4 separate regions of the Homo sapiens genome follow, and regions 1, 3 and 4 are each linked to region 2. Evidence: chromatin contacts called from ENCODE Hi-C or POLR2A ChIA-PET data. All regions are on one chromosome and are shown on one strand. Each heading gives the region's core, a stretch centred on a gene start or an enhancer-like site at or near the end of the contact. The rest is flanking DNA. Distances are from core to core; before and after follow the strand shown. Region 1 holds the start of TOB2 (transducer of ERBB2, 2). Region 2 holds the start of NDUFA6 (NADH:ubiquinone oxidoreductase subunit A6). Region 3 holds the start of PACSIN2 (protein kinase C and casein kinase substrate in neurons 2). Region 4 holds the start of ARFGAP3 (ARF GTPase activating protein 3).

Region 1 (3,159 bases), core at 581-3,080, 640 kb after region 2:
CGCTTCTCCCTTTCCCCCGACCAATGGGAAGGCTGTTGCTAACACACCGGCTATATTTTTAGCTTTCAGTGCTCTGGGAGCGTGTGGGTCGGCTGAGCCTCTCTGCCTGGTGGGAAGAGCTAGGGGAAAAGAGAGAAGGGAAGGGGAGGGGGAAAGGGAGGGTGCAGCGGGCATGTGCGGGAGGGGGCGTGTGTGTGACGCTGTCACTCGCTGACGCACAAGGCAAGTAGTCCCTGGAGGTGCCCCCGGGGTTGCGACGCTCAGAGTGTGGGGGATGGGGGGGCGCTCAGGCTATCTCCCGCCTCCCTGTCCCGGTGGAGTTTGCCCTCCAGCCCGGCATTTCTCTGTTGCATTCAGGGAAAGTGCATTTAAACCCCCCACGCTACTGGTGCTCTCCGCCCTTGCCAAAAAAAGCGATCAAGGAAAAAAAAAAAGCAAACTGTTCGTAGCTGGAAACTTTCGGATCTCGCCACCCAACGTGGGGATGGCGGCTGCTGCTGGGCCGGAACCGTCTGGAATGACAAAAAAGGTGTGGGCGGGAGGGGAGAACTGGGAAATGGGAGATCTAAGGAGGGACCGGGGAGAAGACCTCACTCACAGTCCCCCGGGGGCTCCAGACTGCATCTTCCGGCACTCCTGTCTGCCTGTGACCGCAGAACACGGCCCTCCCTCCCCCTGGCTCTGTGTCCCGCACACTCACAGAGGCAGAGCAGCCCGCGTGGCCAGAGCCGGGGGAGGGGGCCTCAGCGCGCGGGCCTGGCGCGCCCAGTCCCGGGTTCGCGGAGCCTCGCTCCGCCGCCCGAGGGGCCGTAGTGGGTGCGAGCCTTGCGCCCGTTGCACGGTCAGGGGCCACCCCACGCCGGCGGGACTGCGACTAGAAGAAATGTGGGGCTCTCCCGCGTGCCCCACACTGGGGTCGCTGGCCAGAAAGAGCAAACAAGAGTTGGGAGAGGGGCTGCGCCCGCGCGCCTGCGCAGAGCCAGAGCCGGCCCTCCAGGCTGCAAGGAAAGGAGCGCCAGAGGCGGTGAGGGGAAGGTCCTTTGTGGCACTCGGCTAGTTTCACGGCCGTCAGCCTCGTCCTCGGCTCCTCTTACTCCCGCACAGCGTGGCCCAGGCCCCAGAGTCTCCCTCGCCTTTCTTTCGACGTTGAGCCCCCCGAGGAATCACAAGGCGCTCGGAAGACTCATGCCTGCCCGAAACGGGTCCGAAATGTTTCCAGAGCCCGCGTCGTCCCCTCAGTTCCCCCTCCCGCAGAGGCCGTAACGGGGCGATGCTATCGCCGCGGACACGGCCAGACGCTCGGAGCTGGAGGGAAGGCCCCGGGAAACGGCTCGGGCAAACGTCCGAACCATGGGCTCCGAGGCAGGTGCAGGGCGGACGACTCAGCGGGGGGTTTCCGGCGGGCATGGTGACTCCCTCCCCTCCCCCGCGATACTCGTCCCCCAAACACAACTAAAGGGAGAGTGCACTGTGCCCGGCTCGTGAGCAACCCGGCCCCAGGTGGTCCCCGGCCCTCACGGAGCGCCCCTGGGAGAACACCTCACACGACGCGCACAAGTTCAGAGTGGTATGGGAATGAAGGAAAGGAGTGCGGCGCGGCGCTGTGACAGGGAGGGGAAGACGGGGAGCCGGACGCACGACCGGCGAGCACAGAAGGGCACAGGAGCTGCTCCGCGAGATACCAGCGAGCTGAGGCGCGGGGCTGGCTGGGAAGTAGTCCCGGCCGGGCCCTGGCCCCGCCCCTGCAGGGCGGAGGGACGCATCACGCAGGGGTGGGGAAGCCGGATCCGTGCGCAGGGTTGCTAAGGGTGAAACTTTTCATTGACTTTGCTCACTTCGGGCCGGGGCGCGGGAAGGTGCGGGTTGTTGGCTGAGGCAAGCCGTGGCTCGGGCGACGCGGGGCCAGGAGGGCAGGACCGTCTGCCGGCGACAGCCCATACCGTCTGCCGTTGCGCGACACGAACCACCCTCCGATCCGCCATCCCCGCGTCGTCGCCGCTAGTCCGCCCGCCCGCCCTCGGGCCCCCCGCTGCCGAGCCCGACCTCCTAAGAGCTGAAAGAAATTATTGAGAGTCATAGTCCATAGCCCCCTGCTTCGTCCCCCAACCCTCAACGACGAAAAGGACTTCGGTCCCCTGGCCCGGCGACGCCCGGGAAGGAAAGGAGAGCGACCTCCGCCCCGCGCTCAGGCCACCCTGGAGGGAGAAGCCGCCCCGCGGCCGGTAGAGCGCCCCGCCGCCGCGGAGACCCGAGTGAGTGAGTTGGGGGGCGTGCGGGCGGGGGGCCCGCCCCGAGACCCAGCCGGCCGGACTACCTCTTCCACCCCGCCCCACTCCCGCTTTGCTGGACTCTCCACGTTGCTGCCGCTCCCTCCCCGCCTGGCCAGCATTTTCTTTCCCCATCCAGCTTCCCTCCAGACCCCACTTTCCCCAGCTCCTCTTCTCACGCCATCTGTGCTCCTGGGGTGCCCAAGAGCTCCTTTTTCTCCCAGTTCCAAGAGTGGCCCTCTCCTGGGTGGGGTGCATTTCCTCCCTTCCCCGCCTCCCCCGGTTCTTTATATCCTAGCTACTCGCTAGATCTTCCTTGTTCTCCAAAGAAACATAACTCCCCCCACCGTTAAATAAATCCGAGGAAGGAAGGGGATCCAGGCCTTGTTTTTCTGCTTCTTTTCCCGTGTGCAGGGAAGGGGGGTGGTAATTGTTAATAGACTCTATTTCTGGCTCTGTGGAGCCTGAAGGGTGGAGGGTGGACACCCCCTTTGGCGACGGGACAGGTCAGTGGAGATTGTCCTTGGGCCACTGAGCCAGAGTTCACCGTTTCGGCTGAGCTCTTTATACTCTTAAGTGTTTTAATGGAAAATTGGGCAGAAAAAAGTACCCTTAGAGCAGTGCCAGTGAGTGGATTCTGCTTATCTTGGTAAGGTGCCTGCGAGGTGGGGCCCTACCCCCAAACTCCTTCCCCTCCTGTCCGGAGGATGAACTGTGCCCTTGACCACCAGAAATCTGGGAGGGGAAGGAGGGTGCAGAGAGGAGGCACAGCCGGCAGGCCCTCTCCCTCCCCCAGGAGAAACCAGAACCCCGCACAGCAAGCTTCAGCTTGGGGACGGGTGGAGGCCAGTCTCTGGTGCTACTCCGTATCTAAACGGTCTTTTTCTCCTTC
Region 2 (2,863 bases), core at 263-2,762:
AACCCCGTCTCTACTAAAATACAAGCATTAGCCATGCATGGTGGTGCGCACCTGTAATCCCAGCGATTCGGAAAGCTGAGGCAGGAGAATGGCTTGAACATGAGAGGCGGAGGTTGCAGTGAGCCGAGATTGCACCATTGCAGTCCAGCCTAGGTGAGTCTCACTCTGTCTCAAAAAAAAAAAAAAAAAAGGGTATATCAACACAATCTCACTGGTGTGTTGTGAAGCCTAGCCAAGTTAATGTACCTAGAGAACTAGAGAACAGTGGCTACTAAGGACATCTAAGGACACTTTATACAAACCTTAACTGTGTTACAACTTCTTAAGTCAGTACTGAGGTTCAAAAGCTTCCATTTTATTATTATGCTTTATAATTTATATATGTTACGTGCTTTCTTTTGTATAGCTCACTTGAATATATATATACATTTTAGAAGATAATAAGGAAGAAAAAAAGTATATCTGGTTTTTTAACCCTTCGAAATGGGAAAGTTTGGAGTAGATGCTCAGCCCCGGCCCCTGGCCCTTCCCCAATACTCACAGGCTCCTGTCAACTACACCTTCAGAAAAAGACGGAGCCTCTTAGGCAGCAGTCAGGCAGGTGGGGGCGATCTGTCAGGTGACCTAGACTCTGGGCCATCTCAGTTTCCTCACCTGTAAAATGGGGATGCTGAGGTACCTACCTGACCTATGAGAGCGGAGAACACTGAGATATCTTGCCCATGGCCTGCCCTGTGGTTAGCTGTCGTTTTTTCCTTGACACTTGTAGGCTCCTCTTCATGTTTACATAACCTCAGTGGGAAAACGCCAGCGAAGAGAGACACTCAGAATGGACGATCTAAAGTTCCTTCCAGCTTCCAAATTCTGGGCTGGTTTTCAGAGATCCAGGGCTCGGGATGCGAATGTCCCTGTCTACGATGGGGCTGCCGTTACAGCCTTCCTCCCGGGGCTCTGGAGACGCGCCAGCTCTTTGACACCTCTCCTGCGCTAAGGAAGAGTTGGTTTACAGAAAAGTAAGTATATCCTGGCCCTGCAGAAAGCCGCCAGGCGGCAGGACAAGCCCCACCGCAGCCCAGGCGCCATTATCTGCCTCAGCAGTTACCTCGGGGTCCCGCCACGAGGAGGTTCTTCAAGGCCTGCGCGCCCACGGACACTACCAAGGAGCGCGGCGGGCAGCCGGATAGCAGGACGCTGAGGGAAACCCCGCAGTCGCTCGGCGTCCCCGGCGCCAGCTCACGACCCAGCGACCTCCTGCGGCCCGAGCGTCCCCTGGCGGCAACGCCGGCTCGTTAGAGCGAGCGACAGATGGTGTAGTCCAAAGGCCAAGCGGCGTTTCTGTAGATGAGCATGCGCAGCACCCACCGTTCGCTCAGCCAGAGAGAGGCTTCCCAGCCAATCCGAGAGCCTCAGAGTCATCCTCCCGCCCACCCAGCATACAGGCGGGGCGTTCCTCCTTAGCCAATGGGAAAAGACATTCGCCCGCGGTCCGCACGCGCTGCTTGCAAAGGGGTGGGGTTGTGGAGTGGATGCTTTGGCAAGATGGCGGGGAGCGGCGTCCGCCAAGCTACTTCTACCGCCAGCACCTTCGTGAAGCCCATTTTCAGTCGGGACATGAACGAGGCCAAGCGGAGGGTGCGCGAGCTCTACCGCGCCTGGTATCGGGAGGTGCCGAACACTGGTGAGAGGTAGCGGCTTACGTGGGGACCCGGAGGCCGCCGCTCAAGGTCGTAGCCGGCCCGGCCGGGGTTTCTCATGGGCCCAGCTGAGGTCACCAACTTGGGCAGAGGCGACTGCGGGTGCTTCAGGGGAAGAGGGTCACCCGAGCCTACCATGGGCCGGACCTGGCGGCGGCGCGGTGGTCAGACCGGCCGTGCCTAGCATTCGTACGTGCTATCGGAGCTTTGGTCTCTTTTGTCCTTCGCAATTGGCGGGAGGACGATGACTGTCAGTGACACACTCACTTTGTGGGTGAGGCAGCGGAGGCACCGAGAGGTGAAGTGATGTGCCCAGGGCCCAGGCCGAGCCACTGTTGTACCCAGAACCCAAAGTCTAGAGTTGCAGAGTGTAATTATAGATGCCCGTTGGATTTTTTTGTTTGTGACAGAGTCTCGCTGTGTCGCTCAGGCTGGAGTGCAGTGGTGCGATCTCGGCTCACTGCAAGCTCCGCCTCCCGGATTCACGTCATTCTCCTGCCTCAGCCTCAGCCTCCCGAATAGCTGGGATTACAGGCGCCCGCCACCACGCCGGCCATTTTTTTTTGTATTTTTAGTAGAGACGGGATTTCACCGTGTTAGCCAGAATGGTCTCGATCTCCTGACCTCGTGATCCGCCCGTCTCGGCCTCCCAAAGTGCGAGAAAGAGGTGTTTTTGAGTGAGCTGGAGCACGGTGCCACTCCTCAGGGCTGTCGAGTCCCTGCTTGTGTGTGTGAAAAGGCGGTAGAATGTGGTGGTTAGGAGCACGGACTTTTCTTCAGGCGCTGCCCTCAACTAGCTGTGTGACCTTGGGCCAGTTATTTCATCTATTCCTCAGTTTCTTCATCTTTAAAATGGGAATAATAATTCCTTCTTCAGAAGGTTACTGTATTAAGTTAAAATATCTAGAGTGCTTAGAACAGGACTTGATGCATATTTAACTCATTAAATATTAGCTGCTGCCGTTGTTTTTGTTGTTATTTTTGTTATTTATAGGGCTTTCCTTAGCAGCAGCTTCCAAGCAGAACCCGGTTCTTTGACATATGAGAACTGTGTCTGCTCCACAGAGTCCCTGTCTTCAAGCTGACTTTTGGAAAAATTGCTACTGACCAGAACTTAAACCCACGCGATACTAGAGAAGGAGAAACTTGAGTGATCTGCTGGTTCAGGG
Region 3 (3,038 bases), core at 495-2,994, 920 kb before region 2:
CAGGCGTGAGCCACAGCGCCCGACAAGGCTCTATATTTTTATAGGGCATGGAATTGCGATGTAAGCGGAACTTACCCAGATATGAAAGTGCTGAGAGCTGATGGCTGAGTTCTATCTATACAAATGGTCCACAGGTATTGTGGGTGGCAAAGAGGTCCCTGTTGGCTCAGTCCTGGAGAATGAGGAGAGACTTCTTGGCAGTGGTTTGTCCTGGCACTGTGTGTTGGTTTTTTTTTTTTTTTTTTGAGATGGAGTCTCGCACTGTCGCCAGGGCTGGAGTACAGTGGCGTGATCTTGGCTCACTGCAACCTCCGCCTCCCAGGTTCAAGTGATTCTCCTGCCTCAGACTCCCAAGTAGCTGGGATTACAGGTGCATGCCACCACACCCAGCTAATTTTTTGTATTTTTAGCAGAGACAGGCTTTCACTGTGTTGGCCAGGCTGGTCTCAAACTCCTGACCTTGTGATCTGCCCGCCTCGGCCTCCCAGAGTACTGGGATTCCAGGCGTGAGCCACCGTGCCTAGCCGGTTCTTTTGTTTCTTTCTCAATTATTGTCATAAGGACAATGCCACAGAGCAGTCTAGAAAGTAAACAACCACTAGATTTCTTTGTGGACTCTTTTCTCATACCTATCTATATGTAGCAGCAATTCTACAGTTTCTACCATTTTGTATCTAGCTTTTTCTTTTATTATTATTTTCTTTTATTTTACTTTTTAGAGAACTGGGTCTTGCTATGTGGCCCAGGTTGGCCTCAAACTCCTGGGCTGAAGCGATTCTCCTGCCTCGGCGTCCCAAGAAGCTGGGATTCCAGGTGCATGTCACCATGCCTGGCTCTATCTGGCTTTTTCTTTTAACGTTTTAGTTTAAGCATTTTCCCATAGTGCTACACAGTCATCATTATTATTCTCAAGGGTTGGGCTGACCTGGGTTTCTAATCCTGGCTCTGCCATTTACTCTCTTTACTCCACATCACCCCCAGCAAGTTACCTGGCTCACCCCTCACCTGGGGTTCCTCTCACCATCCTCTCCACCTGGATGACATGAAGCAGTGCTTGGACAGCGCGTAGGACAGTGCTCAGGAAGTGCTCTCCATTTTCCTTCAAGAGTATTTCCCTCTGCAGAACGGGGCTAATACCCTATCATGCAAGGTGATTGTGAGAATTGGAAAGAATGCGTGTGCATTGCCTGGTGCCTTGCCATCCAAATATATTTTATTAGAGAGAGCAGCAACATACGCCCCCCCAACCCCCCGTTTAAACTAAGCGGGTCCACGTGGAATGACGCTTTTGGCGCAAGTCGGAGGAGCTCCTAACGACATTAGCTTCTTTGAGTCCCTTGGGAGAGGAAACTTTCTGAAAGACTGTAGGATTACCTTCCCTGAACTTCCGGTCAGGTGCGGTGCTGCCCTGCCGCGCCCTCTTACCCCTGGATGCCGACGAAACCGCAAAACTCCAGCCCCGGGAAGCGCGTCTCAAGGACCACCACCAGCGAGCGGCTTTGGGAGAGTAATCTGCGCCACCCTCGCAGCCCATTAAATAGGCACTCCCCGTTTGATTGACAGGAGAAGTCACCAATGCGCGTCCTGGGGCTTTCCCTCGTCCTCACGCGGGGTGAGCCGCCTCTCTACTCATCTGGCCCAATCGGGGGCGCCGGGGAGGCTGTGGGGCGGGGCTCGGTGTCCGGTAGCCAATGGACAGAGCCCAGCGGGAGCGGCGGGGGCGGTGCGGTCGCGGCTGGCGGCAGAAGCGGCCGCAGGGGTCTGGGCAGGGCTGGGCAGTGCTGCCGGAGCAAAAGCGGTAGCGGGAGCCCGGCCGGAGCTGGGTCTGGAGACGCCGTGGCAGCCTGAACGGAGTGTGCGACGGATTGGGAGGTGAGTGGCCGCCGAGGTCAGGGGTCGCCGCGACGGTTGGGGCGCCGCGGGCGGGACGCGGGGGCGCTGGTCCGCGGCCGGGCCCGCGCCCCGTCAGGGCCGCCGCGCCGAGCTCCGCGCCCTGAGGGAAGCGGGTCGGGCCGCGCGGAACTTCCTGTCTCTGTGGGAGGGGGCGAGTGCTCGGGGCCCCGGGGGGCGCCTGGAGAAGACATCTTGGGGAGGACGAGGGCGAGTGGGGTCGGCTCGGGGAAGGGGCGGGGGCCCATGGGGGCGGCGCTGTGGGAGCGGGGCAGTTTTCCGGGGTCCGGGGCCTGCTGGAGAGGGAAGTGCAGGAGCAGGGCCGTCGGGGGTTAAGAGCTGCTAATGAGTGGGGGAGGTGTAGACAGCTGCAGAAGGGGGAGCTGGGGCGACTTTTGGAGGGACGCGATTTAGGAGAAAGCTGGGAATCCGAGACGTGCAGAGGTTAGGCGAGGGTGCCGGAGCAACGCTGGAGGGAAGGCGTGGCTGGGACGCGCCGGTGAGAGGGCAGGGCTTAGTCCTGGGGTGGCCTGGGGGGCGACGCAGGACACACGCGGGTGCGCTGATTTCGGGCGCTTTGATGAGCGGCCTCCATTTCCTTCCTTCCCACCCTCCGTGTCCCGGGGGGGGGGGGGTGGTGTGTGTGTGTCTGTGTGTGTGTGTGTGTGTGTGTGTGTGTGTAGGGCGGGGGGAGCAAAGCCCTTACCGCAGCACGTCCTAGGGCTGGGGCCAAGCAGGAGAGGCCGGGGAGGTTTGCCCTTGTGACCCTCCTCAGAGTTTCCCCAGACTCACTGAATCAGAAATCCGAACTCCTTACTCCTCTAGGGCTTTCAAGCCTGGCCAGGCATCCTGAGAGGTCCGCAATTGGAGAGGTAGTGATTGCTGCTGCTGTTGAATTTCATTGATTCATTGGGTTTCGGCTCCATCAGAGAAGGTCGATTTTCTTTTCAGAAGGAGTTGGTTGGTCAGGGGAGCAAGCTGTGCTATTGCTTTGGGGCCCACACGGCTGCAGCCTTTGACGTATAACAGGACCTGGGGATGCCACTCTTGGCTTGGGTGCCTGAGGGAAGGTGGCCTTTGGCTGGGTGTGTGCACCATTCCTGGATCCTGTCTTCTCTTTTTCCCTCCGCCTGTCCGGTGTTTTTGTG
Region 4 (3,210 bases), core at 215-2,714, 770 kb before region 2:
TCTTTGTACAGATGAATAAACCATGGTTTATTTTATTTTACTTTTTGAGACAGGGTCTTGGTCTGTCGCCCATGCTGGAGTGCAGTGGTGCGATCTTGGCTCACTGCAGCCTCGACCTCCTGGACTAAAGCGATCCTCCCACCTCAGCCTCCCAAGTAGCTAGGACTACAGGCCCATGCCAGCATGCCCGGCTAATTTTTGCATTTTTTTATAGAGACGGGGTTTCACCATATTATCCAGTCTGGTCTTGAACTCCTGAGCTCAAGTGATCCTCCCGCCTCAGCCTCCCAAAGTGCTGGGATCACAGGCATGAGCCCCTGAGACTGCAAATAAACCATGCTTTAGAGAAGGTAAGTGTCTTGACCAAGGCCACAGAGCTAGGAAGCAGCTGGCTGAACTGGGATTGAGGCCAAGGTAGTGCCTTTGATGCCAAAACCTGCTGTCCTTCCTCACTATCACCCAACCTCTTTCCAGTGGCTCCACACCCATTGTGGTGACAGAGGCACCTTCTGCTGAGTGTAAACTCTTCTGGCTGGAATTGTTTCCCAGAGGGTAGGGTGCAGCCCCGAGGGCCGGGGTTAAAAGTCAAGCTTCTCATCTGGACTCATCAGTTCTGACTGAGCACTTCTGCCTCAACCCGCACTGCCATCTCTCCATGAACGTGACACAAAAGCCCTTGGTTTCAGAAAGCCAGTTTCCGGGCAAAGAAAGCTTTCCACCCAGGGCCTGGCGTGAGCTGAGGGCAAGAATTAAAAAGAGTCGGGCGCGGCGGCTCACGTCTGTAATCCCAGCAATTTGGAAGGCCGAAGTGGGTGGATCACCTGAAGTCAGGAGTTCGAGACCAGCCTGGGCAACATGGTGAAACCCTGGTCTCTACTAAAAATACAAAAATTAGCCGGGCGTGGTGATGTACGCCTGTAATCCCACCTACTCGGGAGGCTGAGGCAGGAGAATCGCTTGAACCAGGGAGGTTGCAAGGAGCCGCAATCGCGCCATTACACTCCAGCCTGGGGGACAGAGCGAGGCTCCGTCTCAAAAAAAAAAAAAAAAAAAGGGAAGGCCACCAGCTAAGGTCCGGCGTCAAGGCACGGGCCCTCCGTCCGTCTCGTGCCGAAGGAGGGCGCGTGCGCCCCTTCCCCTGCCTCTGACCTTTCCATGGAAGCAGCCCGTTAGGCGAAATGGCGATCGACCAGGCGAAACGTTGGTGGATCCTATGGCAGCGCGCGTGGCAGGCAGCCACACCCGGGCCCGGCTTCGCCCAGCGCTAAGGGCGTGGAGCCGCGCCGCAAATGGCGCGCGAGCCTCCTGCGCACGCGCGTGCAGCGCCTGGGGTCGGGCCAGCGGCGCGGCTGAAGCGAGGGCGGGGAGGGAAAGCGAGCGGCGCCTGCGCCCCGGCGGTGGACGGGCCCGGTCGTGGGCGGGGATTGGGGCGGAGCCTGACCGTTACGCGCAGCCCCGCCCCCGCGGCCTCGTCGCTCCTGCTGAGGCGGTAGCCGCTTTTCGTCGACTCTTACCGGTTGGCTGGGCCAGCTGCGCCGCGGCTCACAGCTGACGATGGGGGACCCCAGCAAGCAGGACATCTTGACCATCTTCAAGCGCCTCCGCTCGGTGCCCACTAACAAGGTAGCGGCCGCGGGCGAGTGCGGGCCTGCCTGGCATCCCTGCGGGAACCGGCGGGAGGCCCCGCGGGCGCCAGTGCCCGTGGCTTGGGAGGCGGGGCCGGCGCGGCCTGTGACACGTCGCACTGTGGGGCCGCGGCAGCCTGGCCGGGCCGGGGCGGGCGGGGCCGGGCAGCTGAGAGGCCCGGGCGGGAGGCCGCAGCGCGGGGGTCCTCACGCGAGCCGGGGAGCGTTCCCGGGGGCGGCGGCGCGGGCACACCCCCCGGCGAGCTCTTGGGGCGGGGGGCGAGCACCGGCGGCTCTGAGCGGAGGCGGGGGCGGGGGCATCCTCGGGGGCGCTGCGAGGAGGGAGCTCCCGGCTCGGAAACCCCGGCTGCTGGCGCCGGATGCGGGGAAAGCGCGGCTCCCCCAGCGCCACCCTGGAGCTCGACCCCGCCTGTTGGAGCCGGCTTGGCTCCTCGGGCCTTGCGGTGCCTGCCTCAGTTTCTCTTCTGATAAAGTTGCCGAGTAGTCTACGCTTTGGCTTCCAGCTTTTGTCGCTTTGGCCAGGGAGGCTCACCACAGCCTCCTCCCTCTCCTCGGTTCTCTTTGGAGATGGAGGTTTCCTTTTTTTTTTTGTCTCCAGAGGCTGTTCTCTCCCTGGAACTTTTACAGCTTTGCGCAGCTGGCTGGAGGCGTTGGGGTGACGCAGGGGGCTAAGGTGACACGTCGGGTCGGAGAGGGACTTGGAGAGTGCAAAGGGCTGTCGCGTCAGCGTGGGCTCTCCCCGCCCCTCCTGTGACACGAGTGTTGTCTGGTTCCCACTGTCACTTCCCGAAGGGAACAGCTGTTATTGAACCTCGATATGCTGGCATAGAAAGTTCCCGAGTGTTACAAAATAGGTGTTTCTGTTGGTTTTAAGTCTTGATGGTACAGGGGAGCCCATATTTTTTCCAGCCTAGGTGAGGAAGGAAACAGTTTATTGGAGGTGATGTCTGATGGATGTGGGAAAGTTAAGAGAAAGGCTCCAGGAATTCTCCAGTGCCCGTTTCTTTACTGTTCTCTTGATTTTCACATTTTTATTTATTTATTTTTTTAGAGACAGGGTCTCACCCCGTCACCCAGGCTGAAGTGTAGTGCCTTGATCCTAGCTCACTGCAGCCTTGACCTACCCAGCCCAAGCCATCCTTCCTTCCCAGCCTCCTGATGAGGCTGACACCACAGGGCTGTACCACCACGCCCAGCTAATTGTTATTATTAATTAATTAATTAATTAATTTTTGTAGAGACAGGGTCTTGCTATGTTGCCCGTGCTGGTGTCAAATTCCTGGGCTCAAGCAGTCCTCCTGCCTCCTCCTGCCTTGGCCTCCCAGAGTGCTAGGATTACAGGCATGAGCCACCATGCTGGCCTTAATGTTCTTTTTTTTTTTTTTAACGTTTTAATTTTAATTTTTTTGAGACAGAGCCTTGCTCTGTCGCCCAGGCTGGAGTGCAGTGGTGCGATCTCAGCTCACTGCAACCTCTGCCTCCTGGGTTTGAGCAATTCTGCCTCAGCCTCCTGAGTCGCCAGGATTACAGGCATCCACCACTACACTCAAGTAATTTTTATATT

Evidence for each region. A loop is a pair of places that touch in the nucleus more often than their neighbours do. ChIA-PET counts read pairs that join two places held with the same protein, here RNA polymerase II (POLR2A). Pooled maps may share reads with other maps.
Region 1: a loop to region 2 is called in a pooled map, with 6 times the contacts of the local background. The contact joins the promoter of TOB2 here to the promoter of NDUFA6 in region 2. A Hi-C loop is called at or near these places in 1 of 37 single-sample maps with no recorded cell type and 8 of 50 pooled maps. POLR2A ChIA-PET finds 5 or more read pairs at or near these places in 2 of 52 experiments (MCF 10A and naive thymus-derived CD8-positive, alpha-beta T cell).
Region 3: a map of CD8-positive, alpha-beta T cell shows a loop between it and region 2 (9-fold over the local background). The contact joins the promoter of PACSIN2 here to the promoter of NDUFA6 in region 2. A Hi-C loop is called at or near these places in 1 of 168 maps with a recorded cell type or tissue (CD8-positive, alpha-beta T cell) and 7 of 50 pooled maps. POLR2A ChIA-PET finds 5 or more read pairs at or near these places in 2 of 52 experiments (HEK293 and activated B cell).
Region 4: a map of naive thymus-derived CD4-positive, alpha-beta T cell shows a loop between it and region 2 (8-fold over the local background). The contact joins the promoter of ARFGAP3 here to the promoter of NDUFA6 in region 2. A Hi-C loop is called at or near these places in 1 of 168 maps with a recorded cell type or tissue (naive thymus-derived CD4-positive, alpha-beta T cell), 2 of 37 single-sample maps with no recorded cell type and 5 of 50 pooled maps. POLR2A ChIA-PET finds 5 or more read pairs at or near these places in 1 of 52 experiments (A673).

What each region holds. Positions count from the first base shown.
Region 1 is chr22:41,445,472-41,448,630 of GRCh38, reverse strand. TOB2 (transducer of ERBB2, 2) reads left to right here and starts at 1,830. Exons shown (of 2, transcript NM_016272.4): 1 at 1,830-2,252. LOC105373043 (a long non-coding RNA gene) reads right to left here and starts at 1,686. Exons shown (of 2, transcript XR_938274.2): 1 at 599-1,686; 2 at 1-512. RefSeq lists a silencer at 699-798 and enhancers at 669-1,364, 1,369-1,618, 1,365-2,060.
Region 2 is chr22:42,089,421-42,092,283 of GRCh38, reverse strand. It overlaps NDUFA6 (NADH:ubiquinone oxidoreductase subunit A6), which reads left to right and starts at 1,512. Exons shown (of 3, transcript NM_002490.6): 1 at 1,512-1,678. The coding sequence starts at 1,540. It overlaps NDUFA6-DT (NDUFA6 divergent transcript), which reads right to left and starts at 1,351. Exons shown (of 5, transcript NR_034118.2): 1 at 1,103-1,351; 2 at 684-987; 3 at 52-165.
Region 3 is chr22:43,013,855-43,016,892 of GRCh38, reverse strand. It overlaps PACSIN2 (protein kinase C and casein kinase substrate in neurons 2), which reads left to right and starts at 1,744. Exons shown (of 11, transcript NM_001184970.3): 1 at 1,744-1,872. RefSeq lists enhancers at 1,257-1,456, 1,439-2,142 and silencers at 1,577-1,766, 1,777-1,826, 1,947-2,016.
Region 4 is chr22:42,855,527-42,858,736 of GRCh38, reverse strand. ARFGAP3 (ARF GTPase activating protein 3) reads left to right here and starts at 1,464. Exons shown (of 16, transcript NM_014570.5): 1 at 1,464-1,623. The coding sequence starts at 1,555. RefSeq lists a silencer at 1,189-1,938 and an enhancer at 1,461-2,305.